Regions from separate parts of the Mus musculus genome. Here regions 2, 3, 4, 5 and 6 are each linked to region 1. A link is a loop called in an ENCODE intact Hi-C map of the cell type or tissue named here. Cell type or tissue: heart. All regions are shown on one strand. Region 1 overlaps Gm30699 (a long non-coding RNA gene). Region 2 has its middle 13 kb from the start of Rgs3. Region 3 overlaps Fkbp15 (FK506 binding protein 15). Region 4 has its middle 36 kb from the start of 4933430I17Rik. Region 5 overlaps Wdr31 (WD repeat domain 31). Region 6 has its middle 6.1 kb from the start of Rgs3.

Region 1 (5,000 bases):
GCACTGTGAGAAAATTTGACTGGCTTGGTGAAAAAACAACCAAACCAAACCAAACCAAACCAAACCAAACCAAACCAAACCAAACCAAACCACAACAAAACAGTGGATGGCCTGGGTAAATCTGCCCTGTACAGACTCCAACTCCCTGGTTCTGGCAGAGACTGGCTTTAAAGGTGTCCAGCCTGCTGCTTCCAGGAGCTCCAGTTGCCCCCTGTCTTCTGAGTCCTTGGCAGAGTTAAACAGTCCTGACTTGGCCCTGTGCTGCCCTCTAGTGTCCAGTTCTGAAATAACATGTGGTGGAGTTGCCTTCCAATCTGGAAGGATGGTCCCAGTTTTGACAAATAAAGGAGGTTTAAATTTGCTAATTTACCTTGGAGAATAATTAGCAAGTACTATGATTTGGTCGCATTCTGCAAGGTTCTAGAAAGTTCTTAGTAAAGAGAACCCACAGGGCTAGCATTCAGGGTGTTCTGAGGGGAAAAAAGGTTGGCCAGTGAGTGAACAGGTAGATTGTGCACACACACAATTATAGGATGCCAGGGCCACACCAGCCAGTGCTTTGGTGGGTCAGTTATTAACTTGCCTTTCTGTGGTCCTAGATATGTGGCCTGTCTTGGACCCAATGGTAACAATCATGGCTAACAACTCTGTAAGACCTAACTCAGAGGCAGGCACTGTTTCTTATCCTCAAGACAAGGTCAAGACAAACTCGGGGGTGGGGGGTGGGGGATGGGGGGTGGGGGGTGGGGGGTGGGTAGGGGCTCATGCCTCTGACCTCACTCAGCAGCAAGGCCTGTCTTCGGAGGATGGTAAATTTGGACTCCTACAGTTTGTAGGCATGACACCCACAAACCCTCTCTTCTCCCACCCCGGCAGGACGGCTCAAAAGAGCCGTTTGTGCTGGTTTCTTTTCCCGTTGTGGTGAGGGAACCCTGATGAAAGCAACCCCAAGGGGAAAGGGTTATTTCTGGATCACAGCTCGAGGGCAGAGTCAAGGGTGCGGGAGTTTGAAGCCGCTGGGCAAATCCCATCCAGGGTCAGGGACAGAGCAGGAACACCCCCCCCCCCACTCAGCTCCCCTTCTGGGTGTCCTCCATGGCCCCACTCAGGGAATGGCACCCTACACAGCAGGTGGGTTGTCCCAGGTCAGCAGAACACAGAGAGGCCTTCTCCAGGCGATTCTAGATTCTACCAAGTTGAAAGCCACAACTCACCCGACCTATCATTCCGGCCGGTGTCCTCTTTCTAAACTATCCAAGAGGCTTGGGTTAGGGAGAACGAGGGGGAAGACATTGTGGAAGGCCCTGCCCTCAGAAACCCTGAAGGGCTCCCTGTGGCAACATCAACCTTGAAGAGACTGTGAGGCAGTGGGCCGTGTGGGGAGGGAAGTTTTCAGAGGAGGTAAGGATGGAGTGGGCACAGAAGGTTGAGCAGGACTCAGGTGCCTTGGTGGCTCTCTGACTCTGAATCTCCCAGCCGTGCCCCTCCCCCCACTCTCTTCACTCCTTGATTCTCGACTTGACAGTCATAGCACAGCCGGCAAGGGTGCCTCTGCCTCCACTCACCTTCCTCCTACTCCTGCTCAAGGGTCACCAGAAGTCCCCTATCACTGTACAAAACAGACAGCAAACTCAGTCCTCTGCGCACCCAGCTTCTCCCTTGCCCATGCCCTTGTGTGTGTGGCTCGGTACATGTTGGTCGGGACTCAGCACTCAAGATCAAGGTCTTAAGAGCATGGCAGGGGCTGGCTGAGCAGCTACTAGACCGGATCCTACCCATTCTTGAGTGGCAGCTCCTGAGACAGATCTCAAGAAGGCAGAGAGGCAGGGCAGAGTTGACACATACCTGTATATTTAATTATAGGAACCCATGTGCACATACACCTATAAACACGTGCACGGACACACAGACACTCATATGCATAATACCCTTGTGAGTACACACCTAAAGACATGCATGAAGTGCACCCAAGCAAATGATACACAGCCATCCATCTGTGACTCCCCACCACGTGCATATACGTATGCTTACTTTTGAGGCATGCGTATTTCATACAGTATAACCTGACATCAAGCTTGCTATAGACTCAAGGATAACCATGAGCTTCTGGTTCTCCTGCTTTCACCTCCTGGGGGCTCAGATTAAGGTATACACCACTACACTTGGTTTGTGGAGCTCTGAGGGTGGAACCCAGGGCCTCGCGTATGCTAGGCAAGCACACTACAAACTGAACTATAGTTTAAGCCTGCGTATATGTGTACCTCTTAATTTTTAAATTTTTTGGTTTTTTGAGACAGGGTCTCTCTGTGTAGCCCTGGCTGTCCTGGAACTTACTTTGTAGACCAGGCTGGCCTCAAACTCAGAAATCTGCCTGCCTCTGCTGGGATTAAAGGCATGCACCACTATGCCCTGCATATGTGTACTTCTAATGCCTGACTCCCAAACCCTCCACTTGCTGGGTGATGACCTAATTGCTCAGGGCCTGGTGCAGAGCTTGTCTGGGCTGTGGCTGTGGATAGCCAGGCCTTCCCAGAATGCCTATGAAGGTAGGTCTGTATAGGGGACGCCACTGGGCCTCTGCTGACACCTTGTGGAGATGCTCCAGAAGGCACTCGTCTGCAACAGAGTAGATGGCAGGCTCTCAGTTTCTGTCATGGGGCTACTGGGAACATTTAGCGTTCCTGAAGCTACACAGTCCCGGGACAGGTCGCATTGGGGTTTTGTCAAATGCCATGGGTGTTCACTGGGCCTGGAGCAAGGTCCATATTTCTACCACCTACAAACCCTTACCTTCCTTATCAACCACACCAGGCCCCTGCTTTATTCTCTGTTGCCCAGTGAGCTGACTACTCATCTGGGTGTCTGGAAATTCCCGGCCTCTGGTCTAGATGTGTGCTCTGAGAATGTAGAGATGGGTACAGGTGTGTGTGGGGGGCTAAAAAAGGGAGGCAGAGCAAAGGGGACTCCTTGTCCCAGGAAACCCTTCCAGCTGAGAACCTTGTATTCTGGGGAGGAAACATTTGGAGGATTAAGTGACACCAGGGAACATAGGGCTCAGTGCACAGGTGGAGATGGTGCCTTAGGTCTTGTGTGTGTGGTAACAACTGAGGATACTGCCAACTCAATGGTCTAGCCAGGCCTGAGGGGTACGGCCTTCTAGGAGGGAGGAAGAGAAAAATGTGAGGCACTACTCAGGCTTATTTTCCATAATGTGTAAGACTGTGAAAGGCAGCCTGATTCCTGGTTGAGCTAAAGTTAGAAACCCTGGTAACCCTGTGGGTAGGCAGGTGTTTTGCCTGCTTCCCGGACACTAGGCTGCAGCTCTCCATAGATTTGTGTCTTTCAGTTACCTAAGGGCAACGCTCCGAGCCCCACCACAGGTAGAGGATGTGACCTGTGGTCATGTAGCCTCAAGACAGATCTCCATTTTAATGATGTACCTAAAGGCCTGGAGGCTTAGCCAATAAGCTTTCCTTCCCAGACACTCCTCCCTGCAAAAGGTATTTAACCTCAGGCCCACTCTGAGAAGGGGGTATGGTTTTACACATCCACTTTCCACCATGACAATACATGTCTTAAAACCATGGACTGTCTTTTTTCATTGGGATCCGCCATGGAGAGCAATGGAACAACCCTTTGTCTAAAGAGCCGGCCACCTAATCTCCCACAGAAGTCTTCTCAGTGTTCCTAGTCATGACCTCCACCAAGCCAAGCCACCAACCGAACAAACCAGTACTCTCCTCCCGGCAGGGCCCAGCCAGAGCTCTCCCCTCTTTTCCCTTCGACCCCAGCTGGTGCCCAAGATCCTGAGAACCAGGCAGCCCTGGCCTCCCTGCAGGCCTGGGGACCCCTGACCCAGCTCCAGCTGTCCTCAGGACCTCAGACTGTGCTCCCCCACTCCCAGAGCAGTGTCCCCCAGCTTCCCATAGCCTGACACCCGCCAGGCGTTGGTGTGGAGTACATGCAATCAAAACTTCCCACATCCTACCTCCCTGAGTGGCCCGAGCACTGTGGCAGAGCAGACGCGGGTCACCACAAACCCTACCGTCCACCTGGTATGCCAAGATCCTATTAGCAGGGTGTGCTGGCTAATCTTGAGTGTCACCTTTATTGGTTAAGAGATGTTCAGGAGCATCTAGTAAAATATAACACTGGGGTATCTCGGAGCATTTCTAGAGAGGATTAGACCATGAAGACTCTGACTAGATCAATGGATCAGCCTGCTCATGGCTTCATTATAGGAGAGCATTATTGGGGGAAGGGAAGAGCAGGCTGAGGCCTTAGGCAGCAGTTGTCATGGGTGTCCTTGGGGCTGTCTCTTGCCTTGGTCCTTTCCTGGATTCTTCTCTGCTTCCTGGCAGCCATGATGTGAGTTGCCCTGTTCTCCATAGAGAGAGGTTCGGAACCCCCTGAAACCATGAGCACAAACAAGTCCTGCTTTAATTACTTTCTGTCAGTATTTGGTCACAGAGCCGAGAAAAGTAACTAAGACAGTGCAGCTCTTTGCATTAAATAGGAAACGTTACTTTTGTTACATAAAATGTAACATTGAAATCACGAGTCAGGAAAGGCTCTAAGTTTACCTACCAGATAGTATCTTCTCCCCTCCCCCCCACCTCCCCACACACTGTGCCCTGGTTTCCCTTCCTAGCTTCAACCTGTCACCTCCTGGTGGTTCCCTGTCCCCTGTGCTCTGCAGAGGGTGTCTGTGAGGGCCTGGGGTGGGTATCCTTGGGATCTTTGCCTACTTCTCTGCAGTCCCCCTTCCTAGGTGGTACCATTACTGCCTTCTTGACACTGAAGCCTTACTTTCCTGGCTTGTCCTTGGCCAAGGCCTAGTATGACTCAATCCAGGGCTGATGGCTACTTACTCCCCCAGCCCCGAGGCTGGAGGCCGAGCCCATGTCTATGGACGCTCGTCAAAGCCCACTGCTTATTGAGTTGTTTGTTCTCTGTTCTGTGATTCCTTCATGGCCAGATGCTCAGGGTTCTAAGCTTAG
Region 2 (5,000 bases), 160 kb before region 1:
ATAGCAAGCACTTACCCCATTCCTGTCTGTCTGTCTGTCTGTTGATCTTTATTATTGTTGTTGTTGTTTTCTGTTTTGTTGGTAGGGCTGGGTATCAAATCTTGGGCCTCATGTATGCTAGCCACTTTACTAACTAAGCCACACCCCAGCCCTCATTCTCTTATATAGCAAATATTTTGCAGAACAGTTACTTATTGGCCCAGCAGTCTACTGGGCACTTTAGAGAGGTTCTTTTATTTTAAAAGTACAAGTGTCATGTGAGTGAATACCAATACGAGCTCTTAGGGAAATGAGGCACTCAGTCTGAGCAAACTGGAGTTCCTTGCTCTAGCATACATGGTAAGTGAATGGTGCAGCTGGCTTCACATGCAATCTGCCTGCCTCTGGACTCTGAGCTCGTGACCATTCTGTGGCACTACCCACTGCACAGCACAGTGCCCACACAGCCTGGGTTCCCATCCCTGGAGGCTGTCTTGGAAGGTAGAGAGCTCACCGGACTGGTCAAGAGACACAGGTTCTAAAGGAACTGCCATTTCCCTTGTTCTGTGACTCTACACATGTTTCTTAGAGTTTTGAGCCCTCCTGGCAGCCATGTTTGCTTCAGCTAGTAATGCTTAGATCGAATATGTTGAATATATTGCAAGTTCCCCCTCCAGCTATATAAGACTTGGGGAATGGATTGCGCTCTACTCTATACCTTGGTGAGGGTGCTGCTAGAACACGTTGGTGAAGGAGACGAGGCAGAGATGGGGTCAAAACCATCAGGTCAACTCAAAGACCTGGGGAAGGGTCAGAATCCTACTGCCCACAGCTATGTCTTCTATTTGAGTACAAAATAGAAAATGTCTTTCCATTAGCGAGTGCGTGCTTGTGCTGAAGTGTGTGTACTTCCATTCCCCCACCCTAACCCTTCTGTTCTTTTTCAGTCATAGAAGGCAAAGGCCTGATGAGCAGGGAGCCTGGCATCTGCGATCCCTATGTGAAGGTATCTGATGGGGTGAGAGGCAGGTGTGGGGTACTGAGTTGGACTCTCAAGGTCCAAGGACACCTATGGGTTAGTGACCATTCACCACCTCATTCACTGGGTCTCTGGGCATTCATGAGGCCCCACGCTGGTCTAGACTCTTGTTCTTTTGATTGACTTGTTCCCTAAGGCTTTGGTCAAGAGCTAGAGTCCTTAGGGTGATCTTGGTGATCCACGTGGTGACTGTGCTGGTGACTGAAACACAGGCTTTCTAGTGGACACGGCATCCTCACCCCCTTCCCTACCCAACCAGAGGCAGAGAGAGCAGTCAGACTTGGGCAGGAGAGCAGGAGGGGTTTCCCTGAGGGCTGGGAGATCTTTCTGAGTTAGACCCTGGCAATGAGTCCAGAGGACCACAGGGGTAAAGATACAGGAAGCCAAAGGCCAGGGGCATACCAGACTGTAGCAGCCAAGATGCCAGGTGCAGGCCTGACGCTCTCTTCCCTTTAAGTCCAGAAACCCTTCCTGCCAAGAGCTGGAGAATGGCTTTGTAGGAACAGGCTGGCTGCCTGAGGCCTGGGAGGAAGAGGACTGTAGTGAAAACATGGTCTTGGGGCCGCTTGGGGTGGGACAAGGGCAGAATGCCCAAGAGCACCTGGGGACCTAAGAGGGAGGAGGCCTTTGGCTTAGGGGAAACCTCCCTGGTCTAGGGAAGAATAGAGATGATAAGCTTATACCTTCTCTCTATCTTACTACCACCACCATGACTCCCTGTCCTGGTGTGCGTTCTACTGGCCGCAGGCAGGTTCCTTGTTTGCGATGGGGACTCTACTCTGTGGTCTTCTCAGGCTGGCTTGAGGAACACGGGGAAAGCTTTTACTTTGGAGCCTCGCAGAACTAGCTGTTCCGAGCTAGCTGTGGGGCTTGGGTGACTGTGTCTCTATGATCACCTAATGCTATTACTTTCTCTACTCAACGAAGGTTTCTTTGATCCCAGAAGACAGCCAGCTCCCCTGCCAGACCACACAGATCATTCCAGACTGCCGAGACCCAGCTTTCCACGAGCACTTCTTCTTGTAAGAGTCAGGACCGGCTTGGCCCTTGAGAGGAGAGGCAGGGAGGGGTTTGCCTGGAAAGATCTCAGTTCGCCAGATCTAGACACAGATCTGAGCAGAACAACAGTGACTTCTGAAGGATGCCTTTGTTGTCTCCTCCCCGGTGTCCTTGCATCCCTGGCCGAGGGCCCAGCAGCGGGGCCTACAGGAATAATGTGTCACTTGGCTGTCTCTCCTAACTACAGTAACTAGCTTAGGGCTGGCAGCACTCCCCCTACTCCCCCCCCCCCCAAAAAAAAGAGAAGCCGGTTGGTTTCCCACTGCCTCTGGCCAAGTTCTCACCTTCAATAGAAGGAATTTTCCAAGCTGAAGGGCGGGTATTACCTGTGCATCCCTTTTCATTTAAACTCATTAACCTCCCTGAGCCCCAGCTTCCTCATTTGTAGAATGGAGTTAATAATAGTTTCTTCCTGGGGAGCTTGGGACTCTTTAAGTGGGACGTGGGGCAGCGCCCATTGGCGGGAGAGCTGCTGCTGTTGTTGTTATATTATTTCTGTCCCTCCTCTCTGGATGCTCCAGGGCCAGTGGGAAGGGCATGGGCATTGACCCTTTTCCTGTTAGTGAGAGCGAATCATAATATTTTGGTTTGCTTCTCATTTCACAAGGTAATTCTGGACAATACGGGCGAACAGAAGGAAGAGAATAGAAAACCCTCAGCATCCTCCTCCTACTCACATAAGATAGGAGTTGCTCTGTTTCTTGTCAGATCTCTCTTTCTGTGGACGTGCACCTCTCTGTGTGTTTACAACACAGGACTGTTTTATGACCGTGTGTTCTGGCCTCTCTTTTGTCCCTAACAATGTAGTATGAATGCTATTATGCACGTGAGGACGCAGCTCCCACACGGTGGCACTATATTTAGCAAGTTGTATAGATGCCGGCTCAGCTGTTGTAGTCATGGCCAGCTCCGGGAGCCTGGCCTAGAGCTGGGCCCTCCTAATGCTCTGGTGGTCTGCTTTGCTTCCTAGTCCTGTCCCAGAGGAGGGTGATCAGAAGCGTCTTCTGGTGACAGTGTGGAACCGGGCCAGTGAGACCAGGTGAGGAGAACTGCTGTGCAGGGCTGAGAACCTTCTCTGGGTTAGGGGGTGGCAGCATACTTGAGGTACTTACCTTGTGCCTTCAGGCTAAATAAGTTGCAGAGGCTGGTACCCTGAGTCCCAGTCATATGGAGGTAGTGATGAAGAGGAGGCCAAGACGTTGCCAGTGAACATTTGCAAGCTCTTGGTATCAACAAGGAGGGCTTAACCCACAGATGGCAACTAGCATACACCAAGACTCAGCTCTTAAGGTGCCCACTCTCCAGGAAGGGATACGAGGCACTGTCTGGAGATAAAGGACAGTAACAGCACACACGTAACCCAGTTCCATAGGATACTGTGCACTGTCCCCCTCTGGGCCTACTTTGCACTGAGTCACCACTGTCCCCAGCATATGCATGCCTCATGAATACTAACGAACCTCTCAAACAGAACGGGATGACTGGAGAAGAGTAAGGATGGGAAAGTGACTCGGAGAGCTTCATGGGAAGTGTGGACTTCTGAACCTGGGTAGAGAGTAGAGGTGGAAGGGTTGTTTTAGACCAGGTGTGGCATAAGCAAGCAGGAAGTAATGAGGAAGTCAGGGATAGTTGTGGTGGCCTCAGGCTGCCATGATGAGACCTGGTTCAGGTGTGCAGAGATTGTGTGTGTGTGTGTGTGTGTGTGCGCGCAGAGATTGTGTGTGTGTGTGTGTGTGTGTGTGTGTGTGTGTGTGTGTGTGTGTGTGTGTTTAAAACACACTGATCTTGCAGGCAGTGGGGGACAAAGGAGGCAGTTGTGCTTGTAAAGAATGAGAGGCAGATGTTATAGCATGGGGGAGGGGTGTAGTGGGCAAGCAGCAGGAATGATTGGCTGCTAAGGAAAGCAGGTGAGAGCATCTGCCAGCCAAGCCCAGGGGCAGGAGCATCTCGGGACTCATTTCACAGAGGTAATCTGAGAATCTGGGAGACCCGGTGGCCAGTAGCCCTTGTCCAGCACCTGGAATAGAACTGAATGCATTTCAACGGGTTCCATGTGAACGAACATCAGCTCTGATCTCCAGCCCAGATCTGGAAATGCTTGGGGGATTGAATGTTTTTTGTGTATGCACCATGTTGGAGATTGAATCCAGAGCCTCGAATATGTCAGGCAGATGTTCCAGCACTGACCTACATCCCAACTCCTGAGTTCTTTCTGGAAACCCAAGTCCCACTAGCTATCATGCGTTTTTAGGGGTCCCATTTAACCTTGATAATGAAGAGTTTTTGTTTTGATGGAATCTTCTTTTCATCAGGGAACAATGTTCATGGTATTCCTTGCCCCATCCATCCATCCACCCAGCTGCTACTGCCTGGCAACCAACATTCTAGGTGCTGAGCACTCACACAGGTTTCTGGAACAGCAGTGAAAGAGACTTGAGCCATGGATGGAGCAGAGAGCATCACGCTGATACCAGGCACCTCACTTGCTGGGTGCTGAGCTGAGTCCAGCCAAGAATACATTTGAGTAGTTTACGCTAAGTTTCCAGAAGAGGTGACCAAGGCTCAGGAAGATGGGACCTTGCTCGGGGTCACTCAGTAAAGCTAATAGGAAAAGCCAGGCAGTTGGATCTAAGTTCTGTCCTTATCATTGTGTTGCCTCCTGGCCCAAAAGGACAGAGCAGAGAGGGTGGGTTTGTGAAATGAGGCAGTGTCTGAGGACTCACCAGTCTTTAGGGGGAGTTCAGGTGCAATGTGGTCCTTCAACAGAGTTGAGATGGAGTCGGCATAGGCCCAGCCAGGTAGATCCATAAGTCCTCTGGAGAAAGGTTTTCCTCCAGTGCCAGTGGCCCCGAGTTCTGGCTGGACATTAGAATCTCCCAGGACACCTGATGGATCACAGGTGCCCAGGCAACCCAGGCACCAG
Region 3 (5,000 bases), 420 kb before region 1:
ACAAAGAGGGTCAGGGCTAGAGCATGTGCTTAGCATGGTCATGAGTAAGAAAAACATAATGAACTTCGAGGGCTGAGCTCATAAAGCAAGTCAACCACAAGAAGACCAAGACCGCTTGATTCCACTTACACGAGGGTCTAAGACAGTCAGACTCAGCGATAGCGCATTGGAGAATATGAAGGAGGAGCAGCAGGGAGATGAACGGTTACACCTTAATGGATGGCTTATGTTTGAGATTATGAAAAAAATGAGAACAGTGGTGATAAGTACTTAGTACTGGACATGTCACTAAAGCCACTGGAGCCGGGTTGGAAAGACAGCTCAGCAGTGAAGAACACGGTTGTTGTTCCAGAGATCCTGAATCCAGTTCACAGCACCCACAAGGTGGTTCATAACTACCAGTAACTCCAGCCCCAAGGGCTCCAACACCCTCTTCTGGCCTCTTCTGGCACCAGGCACACATGCAGTACACAGATATACATGTAGGCAAGCCACCATATACATAAGTAAATACAAAATAAATTAATTTAAAAATAGCCACTAGACTGTGTACTTAAAATGTTAAACTGCAAAATTTTATATATAAAAAATATATGTTACAGTTAACCTCCATGGATTCTAGTCCTATAAATTTAAACATATTTTTCTTATATTCCTTAAATAAAATAGCAACTATTTATGTAGCATTTACATTGTATTAGATAGTACAAATAACCTAGAGATGATTTAAAGTTTATGGAAGGATGTACAAGTACAGCCCTCTGCCACTTTATATAAGGAATATTATTTATATCACATACATAATTAGTCTATACCACAGATTTTCTTATCTATATGTAGGAAAGGACCCTGGAACCAATTTTCCAGGGACTTAGGGACAACAGTGTGTATTATATATGGATTAAACAAGCAAAAACATCCAAATAATTAAAATTCACCCTCTGGGCTGGAGACATGCTGGTTCAGCAAGAGGAGCCTCAAAGTCATGTGTAAGACTGACAACTCTAGGGAGCAGTTACTTACCTCTGTTTTCCGCAGGAACCTGCACATTCTCACATGCAGACACAAATATATAAAAATAAATGTTTTTTAAAAGATGAAATTAGTCCTTAGAAATTCGGGGAGCTGTGAAGGCTGCTGTGTGATTTTATGTGAGATATTTATTTTATTTTTCAAAGTGAAGGGTTGATCACCCCAGTCCCACCATAGCCTGTACTGGTTGTAAGAGGATTAGACATTATTAAGAATTGGTTTGCTGGGGCTAGAAAGGTGGCTTGGTGGTTAAGCACACTTAGGGTGCTCCTGCACAGGGCCCAGGCTCCTAGTGTCCACACGTGGCTCACAAGCACCCTAACTCTGCTCCAGAGGCTCCAACACCCCTTCTCACTTCTGTGGGCACTGTGCACTCAGTGCACAGAAAAGCAATGCAGGCAAATATTCATATACCAAAGAAAATAAATAAATCTTTAAAAGAAATTTTAAGAACCAGTCTACCTCTGAGTTGTCCTGATTCTTACTCATGCAGGACCTTTCCAAGCTTTTGGCTGAAAGCCTAGAAAGTCTCTAACTCCTTGGTTCTTAAAGTTTTAATCAACAAGGATTTTTAGCTGAATTCTTTAGCTACTTCCCCATGAAATTCAAAGTCTGGTAAATATAGGGAAAGGAAGATAGTTGCTACTTGTTGCAGGTTCTCTCCCTCTAGAAGTGTCTCTCCTGTGCACTACAAAGCTGCAGAAATTGTTCTGACTCTGGTAGTACCTGGACTTCTAAACCACCCCTGAATTCAACAAATGTCCCACGGGGATACCGCTGTTGAGCTGCAAGACTCCAGATTTGTCAGTTTCTCTTTTCTCAAGCAGTCTCTGGTTGTGTCATACCTGCTGCCTACACTACACCTAAACCAGCAATGTGCTCAGGACACAGAACGGAGACATCTCACTGTTGGGGTTTTTTCTCTAAGATTTTAATTTCTCTCCCCTTCATCATTTCTACAGCTCTCCAGTGAGTTTTTTTTTTGTTTTGTTTTGTTTTGTTTTCCCAAATAACTTTACAATATAATTGTTGCAATTTTTCTTTTTCTTTCTTTTTTAAGACAAGGGTCTCACTATGTAGTCCTGAACCCTCTCTGTAAACTAGGCTGACCCCTGAGCCCACAGAGATCCTCCTGTCTCTCAAATCCTGGCCACCACCCAGCTACCAGCTCCTACTCTTTATTTAATGTGAATGAGTGTTTTGTTTGCATGTATGTCTGTGCACCATGTCTGTACTTTGTGTCTGATGCCTGTTGAAGTCAGAAGAGAGCATTGGATTCCCTAAAACTGGACTTACAGATGGCTGTGAGCAGTGGTGTGGGTGCTGGGAATTGAATCTGGGTCTTCTGAAAACACAGTCAGGGCTCTTAACTGCTGAGCCATTTCTTCAGCCCCCATAATTTATTTTATTTTTTTGAGTATAGATGTTTCCCCTGCATATATGTCTGTGCATTACATTCATGTAGTACCTACACAAGCCAGAAGAGGGCATAAGGTCCCCTGAATTGGGATTACAGATAGTTCAGGTCCCCTGAATTGGGATTACAGATAGTTATGAGCCATTATGTAGGTGCTGAGAACCAACCCCTGGTCCTCTGGAATTGCAGCTGGTACTCTTAACCACTAAGCCTTATCTCCGGCCCCTTATCTACTTTCTTATAATTGCTTCTCCAACCTATCACCTCTTTCTGGCAGTCAAGCATAGGGGGGTCTCAAAACCAAAGTTCTAGATAATAGTCCTCAGCATCTGCTAACACACAACAAGAGACATACATCATTTGCTTCCCGATGGGAAGATGAAAGATTTAAGAGACACAGGAACCAACTGCAATGGGTAACCTCACTAGATGCTGATTCAAATAGAAGTGTAAGAAAAACAATAATAGAGAGGAAAAAGAGAAATTTGAACACATCCTGACTAAAATATTCTGTTTACTTTTTCAGTAAATAGCATGATAATTTTCTTTCTAAGTATTTCATCTCTTACAATTATATGCTAAAGCATTTACTGCTGAAATTGTATATTGGAGATCTGTTCAAATTAACCTGAGCGGTAAAGAGAGAGGTGAGGATCGGGTGACCGATAGAAGACTAATGGCTGCAAGAGTTTAGGTCTGATACTCATGGGTAATACTGAAGTCCCACTGACTTGAAGACTGAGTGTTGGCCATTATATCAGTCACCATGGGCAACTAATCTTAGCTTTGCGTTGAGAATGGCAGAGCAGCCATTCTGTGTCTCTGGGCCTCTAAAATACTAGAATGTCTTCTGTCTGGTTCAATAATCTCTAACTCAAAATTCTGGAGTGGTATTTGAGCTGGATGTACCAACACAAGGAAGTCAGGCCTGGTGGCATTTAGTGACATCCACTATACTTCACCCTAATACCCTGATCAACTGCTCAGCCTTATTTTCAGGCTTCAAAGGATAAATATTGGTCTTTAACATAGGCAAAACGATGGAATGCACTGACAGAATGACGAATGATCATTAGCTATCCAACAAAGAGCATCCTTGACTGTTTACTCTAAAGCTTTCCAGCTCTTACACTAGAACCGTCACAAAGGAGATGTCTAAAGCAAGCATTCCGAACAACAGCACTTGTTTTAATGCATAACAGTAAGCAAACTAGGGCCATCTACTCAATCCTAGTCATACACACTCAGTTATCATCAGTAGACATTCTTATCATCTAACACATAAGTCTCTATCCAACAGATAAGAAACAGACCCGAGGCATTAACAATTCTTGGGATGTGGCGTATAAATCAATGTGGGTCTTCTCACCTCTCTGCTTGTGTGGTTCCCCAGGACAGCCGCTCCAAATTTGCCCTGCTTTGCATATTGACCATTTATGCTATTGAAACAAGAATACAACAAATATCAGAATCCCTTTCAACCATGAAGAGCCAGTTCTCTGATCTGAAACAGCTAGTATTTGGTCTTTAGGAAAGGTGAGAGGTGGGCAACTTTTAATCTAAAGTTCTTCTGCAACTTCTATTTCTTTGAGACAGGGTCTCATTGGTACAACTCTGGCAGATCTAGGAATCACAGAAAACCTACAGACTCTGCCTCTCAAGTGCTGGGATTAAAGGTGAGAGCCATCACACCCAGCCCCAACTTTTTATTCTTCAGTCATCTATTATCCATAGTATCCCTAAAATCTCAGAAAGTTGCTGTGGAGGGCCCAAACATTAACAACATAGACAAAATAATGCTGAGTTTCTCTGAGGAACTAGGCTACGATGAGCACAGGCTTCTGAGGAAGGACAGGAACTGCAGCCGGCTGGTCCACAGCCTCCCCAGCTCTGAGGGCTTTCTCTTCCAACTACTTACTAGCGGTATGCATGCACTGCAGTGGCAAACAGCACTGAGGACGTGCCTGTGGTAGCTGGGGCTGGCTTTGGTGCTGTCTGATTTCCTGAAGATGAAGAAAACAAAGATGCCATTCATTTTTTTTATTTTTAACCTCAAAACTAGCCTCAAAAATCCCACTTCATGCTTTACAGTTAGTGTAACAATGCTTTCATTACCACTATCCTCATTGGATCCAGAGATAGCTCTGTGGCCTTGTCAGGTACTGAGGAAACAGACTCTAAATAACAGTAGATGAGGCTAGACTCACACTAGCCCCAACATCATACATCAGACAAATTTTCTGGCTATACAAGAAGTCTAGAAAACAGACATACTTTACTACTTTCTTTTCTCTTTTCAATGCTCTGATAGCTAAGGTATATACAAGTAAAGCTATTTCCTCTCTAGTATCAGGAATGTAGGGTGATAGTGTAAACAAGAGTTCCTAGGGGGAACTCTAGCTGATACTTCCTACAAGGCTGATCAACTGATTAGAAGGCCAGTAACTTGTGGAGGTAGGAATGTTCTTGTAGGTTCAGACCCCAATTACGACCTATCCTGGGCTGTCTTCAGCCCCTTAATAGCCCTCCCTTGCCCACTCCTATCTAACAG
Region 4 (5,000 bases), 200 kb before region 1:
TTCTTCAACACTGCATGACATCACTTGTGCCCCATGCAGGCATCACAGCTGCCCTGTGCTCATGATCGAAACGGCCACATCTTGTCAGGAGGGCAGTGGCCCCTCTTCTCTATCCTTTGGTCTTCACAGTCCATCTACTCCCTTTTGGATGACGTCCCTGGGACTTGGAGCAAGTGTCATAGATGTCCCATCTGGGACCAAGCACTCAGCGTCTGTTCCCAGTACGGTGACTAGTTATGAGCCCACACTTTGACCATCACCCATAGCGGAGAAAGGCTTCTTTGACCAAGGTTGAGAACTTCACTCGTCTAAGAGTATACAAGCGCATATGCAGAAGGCAACGAACTCTACTCCATTCTGCAAAAAAATGTCAGCAGTTGATTGCCCCACAGTGCCTGTGAGTGCTCTCTGGCTCTTTAAAGTAAACTGAGATGGGGCACCCTAAAGCAGAAAGGAAGGAGAAAGCAATATAAACAAGAAATGACAAAGGGGGTAGCATCCTGTTAGAGCCCCTGCCTCAGCCTCGCAGTGTTCTGACCAAGGAGGGTCCAGGTAACTGCTGCTAACTGACACTTCCTGTCACCCGGGGCTTTGGGAAGCTGAAGTAAGACTCTGAGCTTGGAGATTAGCTTTGATAATTTGACAGGGGAACTTGAAGTCGAGTCTCCTGAAACATGGTCGTGAGAGGCTAATATTTCCAAGAAAGTAGTCACCAGTCCTCTACCTCTGCCATGTGCCACTCTCTGGCCCCTGCTTGAAGGAGGCCACTTGGTTTAGTTCGCTTTGGTTTTGGATGGTGCTTCCTGGTGACACATAGCCTGGTGACACATAGCCCAGGCTTATCTGTGTGTGCGGTCATTGTATACACCTGTAGCCTAGGTCCACACTGTCTCTTGGAGCCAGAGTCCAGCTTGGGTGTTGTCCTAGCCACAGGGGCCACAGAGTCTGTTTTTCATTTTTGAATTATAGAAGATGCACTGAGTTTGGTGGGGAGGGGTCAGGGTTTCACCAGTGACCCTTAAAAAAATCAGTTTAATTCAAATATGCCTAAAAGAATTTCTTGCTAGATTAGGGACAGAAATATCCCCGGCCTTTAGATGGAAATGATTAGAGGCCCTTTGGAGCCAAAGGGAATCTGAAAGAATTTTTTTCTTTTTGTTGCCATGAAGTACCAGATTATGAAACTACTGTGTTCTTCTGTTATGCATTAACAAATGTTTATTTAATACCAGAGTACTGTTATGCGTTACAGCATCGGTGGTTCTCAACCTGTGGTCACGACCCCTTTGGAGGTTGAATGACCCTGGAACAAGGGTCGTATATTAGATATCCTATCGACCAGATATTTACATTATGATTTCTAATAATAACAAAGTGATAATTATGACGTAGCAGTGAAATAATGTTATGGTTGGGGTCACCACAACATGAGGAGCTGTATTAAAGAGTCTCGGCATTAGGAAGGTTGAGAACCCATGTTAGAGAGGAAACTAACTCTTCATTTACCTTTTGTTGTTGGTTTGAAGCAGGGGCTCTCTCTGCAGCCCTGCATTGCTTCAAAATCATGGCGTCCCTCCTGCCTCAGTCTCTTAAGGGCTGGGATTACAGACACTTGCAGGTAACTGTCCATCACTGACTAGACAGGAATCTGGAGGCAGGAATTGAGGCAGAGGCTGTGGGGAAGGGCTGTTTTCTGGCTTGTTCCTCCTGGCTTGCTCAGCCAGCTTTCTTATACAACTCCTCTGAACCTGTGAGCCGGCCCCAATCAAATGCTGTCCTTTATAAGAGTTGCCAAAGTCATGGTGTATCTTAACAACACTGAAACCCTAACTAAGACACAAGGACCACCTGTCCAAGGCTGTCAAGACCCACAGAGGGCTGGGCTGAACCCTCCAACATCAATCAGTAATTAAGAGAATGCCCTATGGGCTAGCCTACCAGCAATCTGGTGGAAGTGTTTTCTCAATTGAGACTCCTCTTTCCAAATAACTCTAGTTTATGTCAAGTTGATGAAAATTAACCAACACAACTGACCCAGTTTTCTTATTACCTTGAAAAAGAAGAAGGGTTCAAGTGGTAGAAAGTTACTTCCTGGAAATAGAGCTCTGCAGAGGAAATCTCCTGAGCACTCTGTCTTGACAGTTGCAACCACTAGGTGGTGGTATTACGTCATGAAAACAACACCTTTTGCGGCCAGTGTCTGTACAACAAAGACATTTTCAGTTACTAAATGGAGAAGATACGTTTTCTAATTTGTATACAGAGTCCAATTTAAATGCTTGAGGGGACTGGTAGCTCCTTGATGCTGAGCCTGTTGTCATGGTTACAACACCAGGTTACAAATGACAAATAGGAGGCTGACGAATGAATGGACTATCTCAATAGTTTAGATTATTACTGAAAGCACCCTTTCAAGAATATGTGGAATTCTGTAGTCCAGAGGCTTTGAATTGGGGAAGTTGAAAGCTATTGATGACCTGACATCATTAGGACAGACTCAGGGAGGTGAAAATACCAAAGGCAGCCTAAGGCACTAATACTGTTTTTCATTCTCTCTCTCTCTCTCTCTCTCTCTCTCTCTCTCTGTCTCTCTCTCTCCCACCCTCCCTCCCTCCGAATCTCTCCTCTCTCTGTTTGAATCTGTCTGTCTCTCCCTCCCTTCCTCCCTCTGACTCTCTCTGTCTCTCTGTGTCTCTCTGTCTGTCTCTGTCTGTCTCTCTCCGTGTGAGTAATGTTGCTTGGCCGGGGTTTAAGTCCTAGCACCAAAAGGAAGAAAGGAAAACAAAGAACCAAGTCTATGTGTACTTGCAAAACATTTGAAACAGTCTTACATATAGCCTAGCCCAGCCTCTAGTTTGAGATTGTCTTTGCCTCTGCTTCTCAAGGGCTTGAATCGTAGGTGTGTGATACTATCAGGGAGCCTGTGTGTATCTTGACTAAGTCACACATGCTTTTAAAAAACAGGAAATGGGCTGGTGGGACGGCTCAGTGGGTAAAGGCATTTATTACCAAGCTTGATAACTTAGGTTCAGTCTCCAGGACCCACATGATGGAAGCAGAGAATTGATCTTTGTGGATTACCGTAGTCTGACCTACACACACACACACACACACACACACACACACACACACACACACACACACACAGTGGCAAATGTGTACCTACACAGAGACAGAAAACGAACTACATAGAAAGGGGGCTGGAGAGATGGCACAGCAGTGAAGAGCTTTTTGCTCTTCCAGAGGACTGGCACCTACATGCTCCTCATGACTGTCTGTCAGTCCATTTGTAGGGGATCTGACGGCCTCTTCTGGATGCCATGCGCTGCATGCACAGACACGTGCAGGCAAAGCACTTACAGATATAAAATATATCTAAAATAGCAGTAGAGTGTAGTTTGGTGGAGTACACCTATAATTCCAGCACTCAGAAGTTGGAGACAGAATTTCTAGTTTGAAGCCAGGCTGGGCTACATAGCAAGATCCTGTCTCAAACCATTCTTGACTTCTTTCTTGAGTCTGTACAGTGTATAAAGGTATTTCTGCCTTGGAAGGGATTACGAAAAGTTATCTGTTAATTTTCTCTGCCTCTCATTCACTGGTTCGTTGTAAAGTCATTTATGGTATAAATATCGTTGTAAAGATTGTGTGTGTGTGTGTGTGTGTGTGTGTGTGTGTGTGTGCATGTGTCTGGTTGGATGAGTATGTGCGCATGTGAGTGCACTGGAGCACTTGCGGATGCCAGAAGAGGGCATTAAATCCTTCGGAGCTGGAGTTACAGGCATCTGCGAGAAGTCTGGCTTGTCCTGTGGGTGGTGAGATCCTCACAAGTGCACAGCACACACGTTCAGCCACGGAGCCTTCTTACCCACCAGCCTCCACTGCACAGTGATCAGCTGAGCGACTGCTGTGGGAAAAGCACTGGTCCAGGTTATGTGAGCATCTCTGGTCTCATCATCTCGCCTTGTCTTAGCACCTCCGAGATCAGTACCAAATCACATTAGCCATATCGTCCACACCCTCCCTCCCACTCTACTCTGATGCCTCGGCTATTTCCCTGATCTGAGTCTAGCCTTGTTCTCCACACAGACTGCCTCCTCCCCTTCACTCACCTTCCAACATGAAAGTATTACATCTTTCCCTAAAGCCGTCCCTTGCCCGGAGATCAGCACAGCCTCTTTCATTGGGTTTATGAGCGTCGCAGGGCACAGCCACCTGGACTGGCTTTATCCCATTTGCCTGCTCCCTCTTTACTCCGTATGCTCCCACCATGGCTGCTTTTATTTTGACTTCTTCTAATGAGCCGTGTCCTGTGCTATTTTCAGACTTAAAATTTTTTCGGGACTTTCCATTCAACCTGGAACATTCTTTTTTTCCTTCCTGTTTGGCTATTTTCTGTTCATTCTTAGGTCTCGGCTTACATGTTCCCCAACTTGGAAATAAGCCTTTCCCCAGCTGGACCTGTAAGAGTGAGTCCCCCCTTTCATTCTCTTCTCGTGGCCTCTATGGGGCAGGTGGGCCACAGCTTGCTCTTGCTACCCTCTACTGCCAGACTGTGAGCTCTGAGTGTGTCACAGCGTGTCTCCACACTTGGGGGGAGTGCCTGGCATTGTGAGGGCCCAGGAATGCAGGGTGAAGAGTGAATTAGTGAAATGCACATCTAACATGTCTTCTTTCTTTTGTTCACTTGTTCTTCCTTCCTTTATTTCTATATTCCTATTATTATTTTAAAGATTTATTTGTATTTATTTCATGTATGTGTGTATATTGTAGCTGTCTTCAGACACTCCAGAAGAGGGCATCAATCAGATCCCATTACAGATGGTTGTGAGCCACCATGTGGCTTCTGGGAATTGAACTCAGGACTTTTGGAAGAGCAGTCATTGCTTTTAACCACTGAGCCATCTCTCTAGCCCTGTGATTTTTTTTTTTTTTTTAATTTTGATCCAGTGGCCATGTGAAGCTGTGGAGGGACCAGGGAGCCTGAGCATGAGGCTTTC
Region 5 (5,000 bases), 310 kb before region 1:
CAGGCTAGAACTTTTAAAAGGTTCCATCAACGTGAGCACACGCTCGTCTTTCTGCTTCTCAGGCACATGGCAGGGCTCAGGAAAGAGTGGGAACGGTGCAGAGCCCTCTTGACTCACCAGAGCAACCCCCTCCATTTATTTGACTTACTGTCTCCTTCTACAAGAAACTATCAGCTGCAGCACCGCATGCATCCAGCACACGCTAGGCATTTCGCTGCCCTAAAAGGAGACCTGCCTACAGCCTCAGATGTCCCCAGAGTCTAAACTTAATGCAAGGGTAGGGGAAAGCTCAGTGGCAGAGCTCCTGGCTTGCAGAAACAACATCCTGAATCCAATCTCCAGAACTAGATTAATAATTAGTCTCAAAAATAAATAAACATTGTTATGGTCTCTAAGTGTCTAAAACAACAAAGGCAAAGACTGGGGAGGAAGACTTCCCAGCTCCAAGTCAGGCAGACCCAGATTCAAATCTCAGCTCTTCCCTTCCTGTGTGGACAAAATAATGCATGCCTCTCTCTGGGCCCTAGCTTTCCCATCTGTGGAATGGGAACATCACTGGGACTTTTAGGGAGACTCTACTTAGCCCTCTGTAGGATGGATGAGTAGCATCCTCTTGCACTACTCCTTTGTCATTCCAGAGTTCACAGATCCATAAGTTAGGGAACTTAATGGCTATGGAGTGAGACTTGTACAAACAAATACCCTGATTTTTCAAATCATCTAACAATGATACGCCTTCGAAGTAAAGCTAAGAAAAGAACACCAACTCTAACCACCCCCCCCCCCGAAGATCATGTGGAAAAACACAAAGCCACACAGAAAGAGGGACCATGGTTTGATATTATCCAATCAATATCTCTTGATTTTAGAAGGCTGCCACTTCCTGCAGTTCCAGTCCTTGGCTGTGGTCCACTCTGAGTAAGTGAACTCCTCTGTAGAAACTTGCGCATAACAAGGAGGAGATGTCACCAACAGCCAGTGAGGTCAGGGGTCCTGATCCATCCAGAGACAAGGTGGAGAGGCAAGCTGCAGGAGGAAGGAGAGCTGGGCTGTGCTTTATGATGGAAACATGCTAGAAAAGCCATCACGAGGCAGTCCTGCCACTCTGTGAGCATCAGGGAGGCGCTCGTGCACACGCAGAAAGCACAGTCCACCACTGCGTGTCTAAACCATCGGATGTGCTCTGCTGTTCATTGAAATATCATTAGGAAATGTGGGACTGTACCATGAGAACAGGAAACAAAGCATGCCCTGTGCCCTCTAAGCCAGGAGGGCTCTGCCTCTCACCAAGGTACACTGCACCTGACTGGGAGACCCAGGGTCACCTCCACGACCTCAACTCCAGGACTAACAGGATGTAGACACCCAAGCAGTATTTCAGACAAGTGAGGCCATATTTAAAAGGGGTAGAGAAGACAGGCTAAGTCAGGGGAAACAGACAAGGACACTAATCTGAGGCTGCCAGCTCTCTTCACGGAGGAGAGGAAGTGATGGAGGCTTGGCCTTTGCTTTTTTTGTTGTGTTTTCCAGACAGGATTTCTCTTTGTAGCCCTGGCTGTCCTAGAACTCACTCTATAGACCAGGCTAGCCTCAAACTCACAGAGATCCACCGCCTCTGCCTTCCAAGTGCTGGGATTAAAGTCTGGAATTTATTTTAACTGGGCCAGCCTCCCTCCATCTGCATCTCTGAGGCTACTCTTCTAGGAGCACTGCAGGGCAGCGGTGCCTCCCAACCTGGCTCCCCACACTGAGGTGGTGTGCTCCCTTCATCTGAAACGTCCACGGTCCCTTGCCTGCAGACGTTACACTGGGGCAGGTAAGGGTAGGGCAGGCCTGTCTTCACGATACAAGTTTGGCTTTATGGCCACAGCTGTTTGACTATTAGCCACACCTACCTCTTTTCCCTGAGGGGAACTGAGTTTCTGGAGAGTGACTGAGAAGATTTTGAAGAGCTCTAAGATAACACTGTTTTTGTCTCAAGTCAAATCCTGTCAGGATTAAAGCAGCACAGAGGCAGTGCTGGGAAATCAGACTTCTAGAAGAGAACCCAACACTTGCTCACAGACTTGTCCATGTCCTTAGTAGATTCCCCACCGTGACTGAATTTCATGCTACCAAAAGTTTAAACCATGGCTCACAGAATTCCCAGGCATCCACCATTTGACCTCTAAGGTCCTGCACACACAAGTCTCTGGGAAGTTACACGGCCCACCAGACAGAGTTTTCTCTGGTGCTGAGGGCCTCCACTTTACTGCGATCTCAAGCACTGCCTCAGACTCCCAGCAGGTGGAGCCTTTCCGAGTCTGTTCTTATTTTACTACAGTCCCAACAAGAGCTGAGGTTCTAACTGTATCCTTGAAATAAGAACTAAAAATTAGCATTCTCGGGTTGGAGAGATGGCTCAGTGGTTAAGAGCACTGACTGCTCTTCTGAAGGTCCTGAGTTCAAATCCCAGCAACCACATGGTGGCTCACAACCATCTGTAATGAGATCTGGCGCCCTCTTCTTGAGTGTCTGAAGACAGCTACAGTGTACTTACATATAATAAAAAAATAAATATTTAAAAAAAATTAGCATTCTCTTTCCCCTTTCCAGACATTCTGAGTCTCACAAGTTCAAATCTGATGAGGAACTGCATGTGGAAAGAACTTACGAGTCAAACATGTTCCCTCTAGACTCTCAGGAATAACTTTGTATGTCATGGTATGAGGGAAGCCTGGAGCTGGCTTATATAGCCAGAGCTGGAACAGAAAGATGCGGGCACTGTGGTGTCTCCCCTCTTAACCACCAGGAGACTATAAAACGGCAGGACACGGGTGGCTTTGCATACGGTGAGTAATGCAAAAAGTCTTAAGGCTGCACTCAGCTCCTGAACAGCAATTGAGAGCAGACTGCTTACCTCCAGTATCCTGGTTCCAAATCTTCACCTTGGAGTCATGTGCAGAGGTAGCAATCATAGGCATCAAGGCCGTGGACTTCGGTAGAAAGACACAGGATGCAACTGTCTGGAAATGCCCCTTATACTCACACATTCTGTCTCTAGTCTGTCTTAGGTCCCACAACTGCAAAGTAATGACACAAGCCAGCTCATACACACAGATGCTCATGTGTCACGAATATCTACCCTCCCATTCCCTATGACCCCCTCTCATGGAACCAGAAAGTCAGGTGAAGCTCTTATCTCATCCACCATACCCAACCCCCATCCATCCAGCAATTATTGCAGTATGGACTATGTCTTGAACAGCACTAGCTATGGCTGTGGGGACCCCAAAGTAAGGGACACCTTCTTCCTGTGTGCACACATTCTGATGTGATGCTTAGTGCCTCTGACAGAGGAAGTGACAGCCCCATCGGTCCCTGTTGTACTGACACATATCAAACCATACCTATAAGGAACCCTTCAGAGATGAGAGAAAACTGAACAGTGTCTAAGACGGGGGCCCAGGAGCCCCTGTCATCCATCAGCTGGATAAGAGATGATACATGCAAGATCTGCAAACCCTAATCTACCCCTTCTAAGAACATGTCCTGAGTAGGAGATTCCTGCAGTGAGAATATTGGAATGGAAACATGGTTTTGCCAGCTACAGATAGTTTCTGTGAATGTGTGGCATTTGAAAGTCTGGGAACTCTTCAGAGGGTGTACAAATTCTAGGGCCCCCTGTCAGGGTCAGTGATTGTTGGTCATACAGGGGGAGCTGGTTACGGTTCCCAACTTCTGAATAGTCATGCTCAGAAAATACTAGATTCACAGATCTCCCCACTGCCCCCACCCCGCCGCCCACATCCTTCTTCCTCTGCTATCTAGTGACAGGGGGTGAAACCAGGGGGATAAAGGGTAGAAAAAAGAACCCACAAAATAACTAAGACCAGCTACGTCTTAGCTACATGTCTAACTTGCCATGTCTCTATTCCCTTGACCGTAAAATAGACATTAAAACAGCACAGAATTGCATAGAACTCAAGCCCTGTCTTAGGAAATAAATGGAACCATGAATGCTTAGCTCAAAGTCTGACATGGCACACATGTCTGATAACTCAGAAATACACTCTTATTTAAATGAGAACTTGCAGTTATGAATCCAGAAACTTGGGAGGGTCCTAAAGAGTATATCCCGAGGTTACGGCAAGGGAGGTGTGTATCTGGATAAGGGAGTTGGCCCCTGGACCAGCCCAATGAACTACGCTTTCCTTAGCATGGCCACTTACTCAAAGGCCACACCTCTGTCTCTTCTGACAGTCCCTACCTGTTTAGGCTCTTCTAGGAGCAAGATCAGCAGCAGGCTGCTCTCTTTACCCCTTTTCTATCCTGACTTCCATCCTGTTCTCTTGTCTATTACCAATTCAGACAGACCCCGGTTAATAAATGTTTCTCAAAGGAAGCCACTGGAGTGCACGGGGTGACTGACAGTTTGCATTTGAAGCAGGCCAGTGCTGTTGCAGATCCTGTCTGTGCAGCCTGGCGACGGGAGTGAGACCAGAGCAGCCTGCTCATCAGTGAGCAGACACCTGGCCCAGCCTCTCACCGTGGCTTCACAGCCTTCACCCCCAAAGCCACTGCTGCAGGAAATACACGTGTGTCCATCCACGCTGACTTCACAATGGGTCTGGATATGCTGTTTTGTGGGAAACATGTGAGCCATCTGAAGCCCCCGACTGTCCCATAATCTGAAAGGAATTAGAAGCAGAATGTGATTTTGTAGTAAATGGGACGGAAACATAACCGTGATATCCCACTAACAGGAAAAGCCTGACTCTTTGCTGCCAGTCAGAATGGAATGTCACAACCTAACAGACTCTAAAGCTGACAGGAAGGAACCAAACCAGTGCCAGCTTGAATTTTTCTGCTTTGAAATCAAATCATATGGACTTTTCAAAAGACTATGTTTGTTTGGGAAGAGGAGCTGCACACACCACAGCATGTGTGGGGGTCCCAGGGACTGTATTTCCTGGGGTTCCAGGCTGCCGTCAGGCTTGGCAGCAGTGCCTTTATCTGCT
Region 6 (5,000 bases), 150 kb before region 1:
ATCCCCAGCACACAGGGAAAAAGCCAGCCATTGCAGCACACAAGCCTATAACCCCTAGCACTGTGGGGTTTAGAGACTGATGATGGGGCTTCCCAGCTGCCTGCCTAATTCCAGCTTCAGTGAGAGGCCTTGTCCTGACAGAACATGGTGGAGAGTGGGGGTGAGGGGGCCTGAAGTTATCATCTGTGCCCACACCACCCAACATGGGCACATAGAATCCTGGAAGGGGAGCTGCAGAGCTCAGCTGCGGGTGTCAGCATCTCGGCAGGAGCTAAGGAGAGCCACTTTCACTGGCTGTATGACTGTGGACCTGCCCTTCCCCAGCTCCATGCCTCAGTTTCCTTATCTGTAAAATCCAGCCATCTCCAGGGCTTTCTATTTCAATTTCAGACTTCTGTGAATATTAAGCAGTTACAAACAAACAAACAAACAAACAAACAAAAGTATAGACCTTTTCAAAGATAAGTAAAGATAGAAGGCAGGGGGCTGGTGAGATGGCTCAGTGGGTAAGAGCACCCGACTGCTCTTCCGAAGGTCCGAAGTTCAAATCCCAGCAACCACATGGTGGCTCACAACCATCTGTAACGAGATCTGACTCCCTCTTCTGGAGTGTCTGAAGACAGCTACAGTGTACTTACATATAATAAATAAATAAATCTTAAAAAAAAAAAAAAGATAGAAGGCAGGTATGAACCCCCAGAGATGCATAGCGCCAATCCATCCTTTATCACTATGTAGTTTTCTTCCTCTGGGCCCCACCCATTTCTCCCTCCTCCAGTGTATCACTTTCCTATGTTATCAGTATCTCTCGGTCTGTCTGTCTATCTGTCTGTCTGTCTATATGACAACTCCTAAAGACACAGAACCATGAAGACACAATCACACTCAGAATGATAGTAATCTGTCTAATTCCTCAGTGCTTTGAACATGGAGCTAAGCCATTTGGAAGTCCTCTTGGATGATAAGCGGAAGCTGAACTGGAGCTTCTAATATTGTTTATAGCACTTTCTGAACTTGTACCCAGAGAACAACTTTGGAGAGAGATGTAACTGTTCCCCTGAAAGACAGACATTTGACTCATCAATGTGAAAGACCATTATGGAAGGAAATGAATAAATTTAAGAAAAGCACACACACACACACACACACATATATACATACAATATATACATATGTAATTAAAGAATACAATCTTATTTGATAACCTGTGGCTGCATATATGCAAGGTCTTTTTTGTCCTGTGTCAGATAGCACCCTCAATACTCTGGGGCAGCCTCTCCTTTAACCCTTCTATGGACAGGATCTTTGTCAAGGATAGAGTGACCTGATATCAGAAAGCTTATGACCAGTGATGGATGGGTCATGCACGTAACACAAAGAAAAAAAGTGAATAGAAAACATATGTCCTCAGTTTAAGGCATCAAACTAGAAATAAAAATCATAAAACCCTATGAAACAAAATCGTTTAAGGCTCTTGAATGAGTAGATTAATGTGCTTTCCCCCAGGATGTAATAAGTCTCGTCTTGCGGCAAGCTGAGCAGTTCTGCTGCGCACTCCATAAAGTTGCCTCTGAGCCTCGTATTGGCTCTCTGAGATGCACCTCCTCCTCTTTCTGGCTCTGCTCAGGAGGCGTCCTGTGAGCTCCCATGCCCCAACTACCTCTTGTGCCTCCATAGCTTGTTGCCCTCGCTGTTCATCTGTCAATCTCTCTCTGTCTAGTGCCAGGCCCTGTATTGCTGTCTTGAACTGCTATTTAAATTCCTGCCTATTTGTCATGTTTCCTTAACACTGGGGCTCCATGCCCAGCGCCTGCCAACCATGGGCGTGATGGATTCCCCCATTTGTCAAGCCTTTGCCGAGTGCAGAAGCCTGGAGCTGGAGCCTTGGCAGTAGGCAGGGACCGAGGCATGGTTCCAGAGCCTCTTCACGGAGGGAAATTGCCATCCTCTCCTGTGAGGGCCCAAGTTGGTAAGCCGGCTGGTCGGTGCCTTGCCGTATGCTCAGGCTACTTATATAAGCAGTTCTTCCTCCAAAGGGTTTTCAAAGCAGCCTTTAGAAGTAGCTAATTGAAGAACACTCCGAGAGAGGTCCCTGCTTGTGGACGTTAATTGTGACAGTTTACTCTGCCTGAACGATCATGAAATCACTGGAGGCCCCTTAGCAGGGCTGCAAAGCTCAAGGGAGGCTATTAACCATTTAGCATTCTCTAAGCACCAGGGAATAAAAATTCCACTTACAGCAGAGCAGGGGGAGGCAATGTTTATTACGACGAAAGCCCAAGCCTGGAGACAGGGAAGTCTACAGCGGCAGCCAGCATTGAGTGCAGAGCGTACTTTACCTCACTGGCAGCCAGGACTCTCCCAAATGTGCTGACGAGAAAAACAAACTTGCTAGGAGCACATTGGTAGAGTCTCTAAAGGCTATCCCTGAATGGCAGCTATCTGGATGTCTGCTGCCGTGGCAGTCTAGCCTGCTTCCAAGAGGGAAGAGTGTTCAGAACGGCAGGGTAGGAAGGTGAAGGGGTACTTAGTTAGGGTGACTGCATTACCCTCCTTGAGCAAATCATTAATGGGGCCTTGTATGACGGGGACAAGGAGAAGGAGGTAGCCACGAGTCACTGCTAGAGAAGCAGCCAATGATGCCATGGAGTGAGATAGCCGTGGCTATGGTTCAGAACATGGATTGACAGGCAGGTGGCAGTGCTCCATGCCCCTGCCCCTCACTTGGCTTGGGTGCCTGGGAGAAGCTAGTTTTGTTGTGCTTACAACTATCAGGTGGCAAGCTGCCACCCTTTCCGGAGAATCCAAACAATATGTATTTATGGAAGCTTCTCGACCTCGCCTTGACCATGGGTGGGTACGTGTAGAATCCCTGGAGAGCTTTCCCTGTGCTCCCATGCCCAGACGCTACCTTGAACTAACTGCGTTTGGATCTAGGCACGAACTCTGCAGCTCAAAGTCTCAAGGCAGGTTTTGTAGGCAGCCCTTTGAGGCTGCTGAGAACTGCCTCCTGGGCCTGACCCCTGAAGACTGGCTTCCTGGGAGGTACATCTGCAGGGAGTTTTACCAACTCCCCCTGCCAATCGGGGCAGGCCAGATGCTCTCCGTGGGTCTCTCAGATAGTGAGAACTAGGCTGCCAGGGCTATGCTCCAGTCTAAATACGTATGCTGTTTCTAGATAGTAATTAAACCAGTCTACAAAGAAATCTGAGTTGAGAGCTAGAGAAAGAAAGGAAGGGAAGAAAAACAAAGCAGAATCAAAACTCACAAAAGGCTCAAGTATCAAGCTCAAGTAGAGTGTGGTACAACAGAGGTCCTTAAAAATACCATTGCAAAAGCAGTGGCTGTTCCCCTATGATGATTTGAAAGCAAAAATCGCTAACAATCCCACCTACCAGACACAGCCATTGTTTCTCTTTTGTGGCTCTGTTTTCCATGAAATTTCAGGTTGGCATACGCCAACAAGTGTTGGCATTTCATTGGCATTCATCGATGGCATCGCTATTAAAAGCTGCCAATCAGTTCGTGATGGTTGGACATTCTCTAGGCACTTTGAATTCCTGCTACCCAAGAGGCCCCAGTTCGAACTCTACCCCTCACCAGAGTCTGGCAATGTATGAGGCCTGACCTTGGTTTGTGCCTGCCTGCCCTGTTGACAGTCCGGTCAGATGGTCATTGTGACTTTTGTATGTCAGGTATGTTTGGAACTCGGACTCCAGCCATCTGAGAACTGCTAAGGTCCTGCTTGGCTGTGAGGCAAGGCTGTGTGAGTGGAGGCCCCATAACTTTCTGCTTACTGCATGTCCCCAGCTGAGGTGGTGGCTAAGAATCTCTGATGGGGACAACCCTCTCCACCTAGCCAGCACTAGGACAGCTAACCTCCTCAAGGTAGCCTGAGCTCCCATGGCATCAGAGAGTGCAGCATCTGCTCAGGTTTTCTCGGACCTGACTAATAAATACTAAGTATTCTGTGACCTTGGGAAGGGGACCGAAGTCAATACTAAGTATTCTGTGACCTTGGGAAGGGGACCGAGCAAGCTTGGTGCTTTCCTCTAGAGACTGAGTAGAACTTCTCTGCCCACCTCACAAAGTGGGAAGAAGGAAGGAACTGAAGCAGGCGGAGGTGCTCTTAGGAAGCCACGCGTAGACTGTGGAACCTTTGACTTCCTTGAACAGACCGTGGGAGACTCACTCTCTGCTCTCCTTCCAGGCAGCATACGCTTATTGGCTGCATGAGCTTTGGGGTGAGGTCTCTCTTGACTCCGGACAAGGTGAGTTGCTGGGAAGCTCCTGAAGCAATAGCCCACCAAGGCCCTGGCTGGTATAGTCACGTTGACCCTGGAAATGCTTGGCTTGAGCTGCTCTCTGTGATGTTGTGTCCCACTGAGGTAGATGTTGGTAGTCTAAATTACAGGCTGCTGTTGTCACTGGCCTGGCTGAGGGTTTGGGTTCCCTTACAGAGGGGAGTTTGGCAGCCCCTAGGCTCCCTAGGAAGTGCTGAGTCTGGCAGATGCCAGGATGCCATAAAGGGTCCTCTTGATCTGTCTTCTGGGCTCAGGAGACGCTTGGATGGGGCTAGAAAGCACTGACACTGATTGCAGTCCTCTTAGGCTGGCTGAGGACACAGGCTCAGGATTCTCTTCTTTGCATCACTGTCACTTAGCTGGCCTTACTTGGCTCTGCAGCCCCAAACTAAAAGCTTAGGAGTCGGGAGGGGTACATGGCTTTTGCACATCTTGAAAATGTCCTTGTGGCCCATTTTGAGACCCTACCACGCAGCTTTGTGTCCTGGAATGATGTCAAGAGATGGCTCCTGTGCGGGTTCTCTTGATCTCCCGGCCATAGCTGTGGCTTTGGTCTCCTCAGAAAGGTGCTGCTCATGGAGACTGCACAGGGGTCTTGAGTATCTGCTTTTGTGGCCTCTCCACTGTTCTTCACTCTTTCCCTTTTGTTCTGTAAACAGATATTTAATGAGCACCTACTGTTTACCAGGCTCAATA

What was found. A loop is a pair of places that touch in the nucleus more often than their neighbours do. Peaks named below come from ENCODE experiments on the same cell type or tissue, not always from the same donor. Only the 100,000 strongest peaks of a DNase experiment are listed, where the experiment ranks them.
Region 2: a loop joins it to region 1, with 6 times the contacts of the local background. A loop is called at or near these places in 3 of 42 quality-filtered maps.
Region 3: it touches region 1 in a loop (2.9-fold over the local background); 4 of 42 quality-filtered maps call a loop at or near these places.
Region 4: it touches region 1 in a loop (8-fold over the local background); 39 of 42 quality-filtered maps call a loop at or near these places.
Region 5: it touches region 1 in a loop (3.0-fold over the local background); 14 of 42 quality-filtered maps call a loop at or near these places.
Region 6: a loop joins it to region 1, with 2.9 times the contacts of the local background. A loop is called at or near these places in 3 of 42 quality-filtered maps.

Annotation. Positions count from the first base shown.
Region 1 is chr4:62,761,629-62,766,628 of GRCm38, forward strand. Gm30699 (a long non-coding RNA gene) reads right to left here. Exons shown (of 4, transcript XR_881345.2): 4 at 3,587-4,409. Among named protein-coding and RNA genes, the nearest start is that of Gm30699, 11 kb to the right of the region's middle. In heart, CTCF peaks have their summits at 266 (motif pointing left) and 2,597 (motif pointing left); DNase peaks (open chromatin) are centred at 213 and 2,593; H3K27ac peaks cover 559 bases; H3K27me3 peaks cover 1,842 bases.
Region 2 is chr4:62,604,562-62,609,561 of GRCm38, forward strand. It overlaps a transcript of Rgs3 not described here. Among named protein-coding and RNA genes, the nearest start is that of Rgs3, 13 kb to the right of the region's middle. In heart, a CTCF peak has its summit at 2,923 (motif pointing right); DNase peaks (open chromatin) are centred at 1,850 and 1,960; H3K27ac peaks cover 1,105 bases; H3K27me3 peaks cover 4,425 bases.
Region 3 is chr4:62,341,690-62,346,689 of GRCm38, forward strand. Fkbp15 (FK506 binding protein 15) reads right to left here. Exons shown (of 28, transcript NM_001045528.2): 3 at 4,368-4,452; 4 at 3,819-3,888. Among named protein-coding and RNA genes, the nearest start is that of Fkbp15, 16 kb to the right of the region's middle. In heart, a CTCF peak has its summit at 2,506 (motif pointing right); no DNase peak of the experiment used is centred here.
Region 4 is chr4:62,559,279-62,564,278 of GRCm38, forward strand. It overlaps a transcript of Rgs3 not described here. Among named protein-coding and RNA genes, the nearest start is that of 4933430I17Rik, 36 kb to the left of the region's middle. In heart, a CTCF peak has its summit at 2,150 (motif pointing right); no DNase peak of the experiment used is centred here; H3K27ac peaks cover 967 bases; H3K27me3 peaks cover 4,439 bases.
Region 5 is chr4:62,452,912-62,457,911 of GRCm38, forward strand. It overlaps Wdr31 (WD repeat domain 31), which reads right to left. Exons shown (of 11, transcript NM_023597.3): 9 at 4,529-4,670; 10 at 2,900-3,062; 11 at 1-1,026. The coding sequence ends at 866. Among named protein-coding and RNA genes, the nearest start is that of Wdr31, 15 kb to the right of the region's middle. In heart, a CTCF peak has its summit at 2,285 (motif pointing right); no DNase peak of the experiment used is centred here.
Region 6 is chr4:62,611,091-62,616,090 of GRCm38, forward strand. It overlaps a transcript of Rgs3 not described here. Among named protein-coding and RNA genes, the nearest start is that of Rgs3, 6.1 kb to the right of the region's middle. In heart, a CTCF peak has its summit at 2,705; DNase peaks (open chromatin) are centred at 1,841 and 2,851; H3K27ac peaks cover 1,409 bases; H3K27me3 peaks cover 4,344 bases.